Regions from separate parts of the Homo sapiens genome. Here region 2 is linked to region 1. A link is an interaction called in ENCODE POLR2A ChIA-PET data of the cell type or tissue named here. Cell type or tissue: MCF 10A. All regions are shown on one strand. Links, peaks and the distances in the headings refer to the core of each region. The heading gives the core; the rest is flanking DNA.

Region 1 (2,813 bases), core at 30-2,529:
ACCACAATGGATTAAAGTGCATCAAACATACTTAAATTCATGAGTTTATAATGATATTGAACGAAACAAAACTTTATTGGTCACTTTTGGAAGATTCAAGAAAACTACTCATTACTTGAAAAACTGAAAAATAATGGGAAACAAGCATTTATTCTGCCTCTCCTGTATGAATTGGACCTCAAGATATTCAGATCATAAATAAGAAAAAAATTCATTTTAGAACTATTCTGACTAATAAATGAAGAAGGAATGGTAGAACTAGCATGTCACCATTTTGCACCCCCTAATAAATGAAATAATAAAGATAAGAATCAACAGTAATGTTAACTCCATGAAAAGAGGGACAGGCAGGTGTTATGTACCATCTGAGCACCCCCTATAATGCAGTCTTGTCATAAACATAGAACCTGAGTCTGATCAAGTCTCTAATCTTACTACGTACCGGTTTAAAAGAAACGCAGGGAATAGCATGGTTAAAGGACACCATGGGAGACAATAATCAAAATCTAGACTCTAAGAAACCCTACAGGACATACCACTTAGTGTCTTTAAATATTTATATACCAGAGAGAGAGAGACAGAGAAAGAGAGAGAGGAATATTTAAGAGATATAGCAACTAATCACAGTATACTTTTGAATCTCAATTCTAACAAACAAGCTGTAATTCCAATAACAAAACCTTTATAAGACAAATCAAGGAAAAGGGAGTACCATCAGTTCTGCTATAACACAACATGTGTGTTCCTAAAATTCCTTGCACTATGCAAAATTCCACAATAGGAACCATGAGGCTTATGGGAAAATGGAGTTAGGGGAACAACGCTTGAAAACTTCATCAGTGACACATTTGAAAAAGAGAGAGAAGTGCTAATAAAAGAGGCAGTGCAGTTTTACACATGTTAAGTGGTTAAGAAAAGCGTAGGTGCTGCAGCCGGGCGTGGTGGCTCACGCCTATAATCCCAGCACTTTGGAAGGCTGAGGCGGGAGGATCACGAGGTCAGGAGATCGACACCATCCTGGCTAACATGGTGAAACTCCGTCTCTACTAAAAAATACGAAAAAAAGAAAAATTATTCGGGCGTTGTGGCAGTCACCTGTAGTCCCAGCTACTTGGGAGACTGAGGCAGGAGAATGGTGTGAACCCGGGAGGCAGGGCTTGCAGTGAGCCGAGATGGCACCACTGCACTCCAGCCTGGGCAACAGAGCAAGACTCTGACTCAAAAATAAAATAAAATAAAATAAAAAATAGAAAAGCATAGGTGCTGCAATAAACATAATACTTAACCCTCAAAAAGCCCAGGAGATTGCTTACGCAAGTCGGGTCTTACAGCTTGTGACGTGATGGAAGGAGGGTGATCTGGCATCTGATAGAATGTTGTAACAACAGATGTGCATGTGTGACTCATGATCATTGTAGGGAAAAGAAAGAGAGATCAGACTGTTACTGTGTCTATGTAGAAAGGAAAGACATAAAAGACTCCATTTTGAAAAAGACCTGTACTTTGAACAATTGTTTTGCTGAGATGTTGTTAATTTGTAGCTTTGCCCCAGCCAGTTTGACCCGACCACTTTGACCCAATCTGGAGCTCACAAAAACATATGTTGTATGAAATCAAGGTTTAAGGGATCTAGGGCTGTGCAGGACGTGCCTTGTTAACAAAATGTTTACAAGCAGTATACATGGTAAAAGTCATCGCCATTCTCTAGTCTCAATAAACCAGGGGCACAATGCACTGCGGAAAGCCACAGGGACCTCTGCCTTTGAAAGCGGGGTATTGTCCAAGGTTTCTCCCCATGTGATAGTCTGAAATATGGCCTCGTGAGATGAGAAAGACCTGACCGTCCCCCAGCCCGACACCCGTAAAGGGTCTGTGCTGAGGTGGATTAGTCAAAGAGGAAAGCCTCTTGCAGGTGAGATAGAGGAAGGCCACTGTCTCCTGCCTGCCCCTGGGAACTGAATGTCTCGGTATAAAACCCGACTGTACATTTGTTCAATTCTGAGATAGGAGAAAAATCGCCCTATGGTGGGAGGAAAGACATGTTTGCAGCAATGCTGCCTTGGTATTCTTTACTCTGCTAAGATATTTGGGTAGAGAGAAACATAAATCTGGCTTACGTGCACATCCAGGCATAGTACCTTCCCTTGAACTTCATTATGACGTAGATTCTATTGCTCACATGTTTGTTGCTGACCTTCTCCTTATTATCACCCTGCCCTCCTACTACATTCCTTTTTGCTGAAATAATGAAGATAATAACCAATAAAAACTGAGGGAACTCAGAGACCGGTGCCGGTGCAGGACCTTGGTATGCTGAGCACCGGTCCCCTGGGCCCACTGTTGTTTTCTCACGTTTTCTCACCTTTCCAAACGTGTCCATGCCTAGAAGCTGGAGACCCCATCCACACTGCAGTACCAGGGATTCTTCCTGGGCAGTGTATAGCAGGTAAGTGTATCTCGCTGCCCAAGGCTAGCAAAGAAGCACCTAAAACTCAGCAGATCCCTGTCTGAATTCCATCTCCCTTTAATCCAGCCCCCACCTCACCTCCAGCTTTCTTATTTGTGGTCATAGCTTTCCATCCCTAGGGAATACTGGCAATTCCCTCAGGGTATTTCAGCCTCCTCTCTGACTCCCTTCTTGGACACACCCAGTTGCATGCACACATGCCTACTAATAAAGATAAATCACAAAATTCTTTCTTTTCTTTTTTTTTTTTTTTTTTTGAGTGAGCCTGGGTCTCACTCTGTCACCCAGGCTGGAGTGCAGTGGTGCAATCTCGGCTCACTGCAACCTCAGCCTCCCGGGTTCAAAC
Region 2 (2,813 bases), core at 306-2,805, 110 kb after region 1:
CCAGAGGTAGGTCTCTGTGGTTCACCTGGGGTAACCAGGTCCAGGGAGGAGAGGACACAGCAGGTATGGATGGACCATGGAGAGGAATATGGGATTACTGTGGAGACTGTTTTTTTGGTTTTTTTTGTTTGTTTGTTTTTTGAGATGGATTCTTGCTCTGTCGCCTACTCTGGAGTGCAGTGGCTCGATCTCGGCTCGCCGCAACCTCCACCTCCTGGGTTCAAGTGATTCTCCTGCCTCAGCCTCCTGAGTAGCTGGGATTACAGGTGCCCGCCACTACGCCCAGCTAATTTTTGTATTTTTAGTAGAGATGGAGTTTCACCATATTGGCCAGGCTGGTCTTGAACTCCTGACCTCAGGTGATCTGCCCGCCTCAGCCTCCCAAAGTGTTGAGATTACAGGCGTGAGCCACCGCGCCCAGCCAAGACTGTATTATTATTCATCAAATATTCAGCCTTCCTCTCCCCACCTTTGTGGGAGGAATATCAGTCCCCCATTCATTGACGTGGAGTCTGGCTGTGTTACTTGCTTGGACCAATAAAATGTGAGCTGGAGTGACAAGTAGATTCTCTAAATATGCTTATGTAGTTTGGCTTGGTCTCTTGAACCTCTGTTACCTGCTATAGGCAATATCATGCCCCCAGTAGTGGCTACTGCCTTGACCTTAGTACCTGAGATAAGGATAGACTCAGACCAAGGTGAGACCCCAAGCAAGCCACAGCCTGAAGCCAAGCCACAGCCAACCCCTTGACTTGGGAACAACAGTCAAATGTTGTTGCAAGCCACTGAGAGTTGGGGTCTATTATTCAGCAGTATTGCAGTCAAAGGTAACACCAGCGCAGAGTCCCCAGGGGGAGAAGACCCAGAGGGTACACAACCGCACTAATATTGTCTCTCCTCCCCATGGCCCCCGCACTACCAATGAGCACAAATATCTTTATTGCCAGTCCCCGACCTAGTGTGACTCCGTACTGTGATCTCCCAAAAACCCAGAAGTAAAGGGATTAGAGTTAAAGCTGAGAAGTATGGAGTGCCTAAGTCCCATCCTCAGAAGAAAAGAGGGCTATATCTTACAGGGAAAGTCCTGTTTTGGGCCAAATGCTAAGCTTCAGGCAGGAGAAAGCGTAGCTGGCTGGCCCTGTGGCACCCCTCCTGCAGCCCCACCTTCTTGCCCAGGCCCAGGCCCCATCTCTCACCACGTGGCCCTCTCTTGCAGCCACATAGCACAAACGATTTCCGTTGAAGAACATCTCACTGATGGAACCAAATGTTGAGACTGCAACAGCCAAGGGCACCAGCCAGGCCCAGAACCTGGTTCCAAGGAAATCAAGGGATCAGGGGAAGGAATTCCAACAGCACCCTGGAAGAAGCCACAAGGCCCCACTCAGAAATGGAGCAAGCGACACATTCAAAGACAAGTTTAAATACACAGGGAGCACTTTCCTTCCCCAGCCTGGAAAGTCTGCTCGGTGTCCAAAGGACACACCGTGTGATGCAGTCACCCCCAGTTCACAGCCATAGCGTCAGCAGAGAGGGTCTCACTGGGTGATAGCACTAGCAGGTAACTGAGGTTGACCAGGATATACAGGCTGGTGACCAGGGGGGATGGCCCTCACTAGTGCCCACACCAGGTTCTGCTGCAGGGTCAGGGAGAAGGGGGCACATGTTAGCCAGGGAGGCATTGCTCAGGTGACCAGGACAAGCTCCACAGCACAGTGGTGAGCTCATCCCAGCAGCAAGGAGTTGTGCCACGCCCTGGGGGATGAGTCAGGCCAGGTGCCCCTCCTCCTGAGCTCACGCCCCCCCCCCCCCCCCACAGCCTAGACACTCATTCAGGCAGATGGGCTGGGAGGCTGTGAGGGTCATTAATTAGAATCAGAGCAGCAGAGGTACAAGGGGGCTGGCAGGGCTGGGAGAAGAGTGGAGTGATCACCAAAGCTTCTGGAATGAGGAGGACCAGAAGCTGGGCTCTCCTTGAAGAATGGAAGAGATTCAGGTAGCTAGGAAGGAGAAGAATTCTCAGCAGGAGCAACCACAGACAGGAGGCAGAGAAGTTAAAGATCTCATTAGTCTGCTACTCCCTGATCAATCCAGCTGGAGTATTTCAGGACCCACTGCCCCAACCCTGCCTAGTTCCTGGGTTCTCAGGACTCTGGCCCAGACTGAGGGCCACTACACTGGGGCTTCTACTGCAACCCTTGGCTTCTGCAACTGGAAATGGGGAATCACTGGGGGTCTGTAAAATGGGACTCCTCACTGCTCGGCCTCTGCATGGGTGAGGCCCAATGGAGAAGATAGGCAGGGAAGGGTCTAGACACAGAGGTTTTGGGCACTTGGATCGGTTCACACTGTTGCAGCCTCAGCCCCCAGCTGACCTAGAGTCCCCCAATAAATGTATTGAACAGACATTCAGTTCATTCTGAGGAATGAATGAAAAGTGCATTAAACCTGAGTGTAGACAGTTCCTCCCACTCTGCACCCCCAGCCCTGAACACCATTCTGAAGCCCAGAGCAAATGGACAGAAGAGGACTCCTTCTGGACCCACAGAACTCCAAGATTTTCCAGGCTCAAACCAGTCGCAGATTGGCATCTTTAGACCCCCAAGTAGGAAGACACTTCAGAAGAAGCCATGTCTGAGGCACCACTGGTCTCCTGGAGGGCATGATCTGGGTGTCCCTTGGCTTACCTTGGGAAAGCCAGGCACGCATTTGCAAGGCTTTTTCCTTCGCTGCTGTTTGGGCACGGTACCAAACTGTGCATTCGAACACAGCGTTGCTGTTATTGAAATTTAAAACATAACCTTCAGCGAAAC

Evidence for each region. Peaks named below come from ENCODE experiments on the same cell type or tissue, not always from the same donor. Only the 100,000 strongest peaks of a DNase experiment are listed, where the experiment ranks them.
Region 2: POLR2A ChIA-PET joins it to region 1 with 6 read pairs; 2 of 35 experiments call an interaction of 5 or more read pairs at or near these places.

The regions. Positions count from the first base shown.
Region 1 is chr2:20,500,799-20,503,611 of GRCh38, reverse strand. It overlaps LOC107985856 (a long non-coding RNA gene), which reads left to right and starts at 2,088. Exons shown (of 4, transcript NR_157978.1): 1 at 2,088-2,446. In MCF 10A, for the core only: no CTCF peak of the experiment used is centred there; a DNase peak (open chromatin) is centred at 1,351.
Region 2 is chr2:20,391,103-20,393,915 of GRCh38, reverse strand. It overlaps the pseudogene SLC7A15P. Among named protein-coding and RNA genes, the nearest start is that of PUM2, 42 kb to the right of the region's middle. In MCF 10A, for the core only: no CTCF peak of the experiment used is centred there; a DNase peak (open chromatin) is centred at 1,735.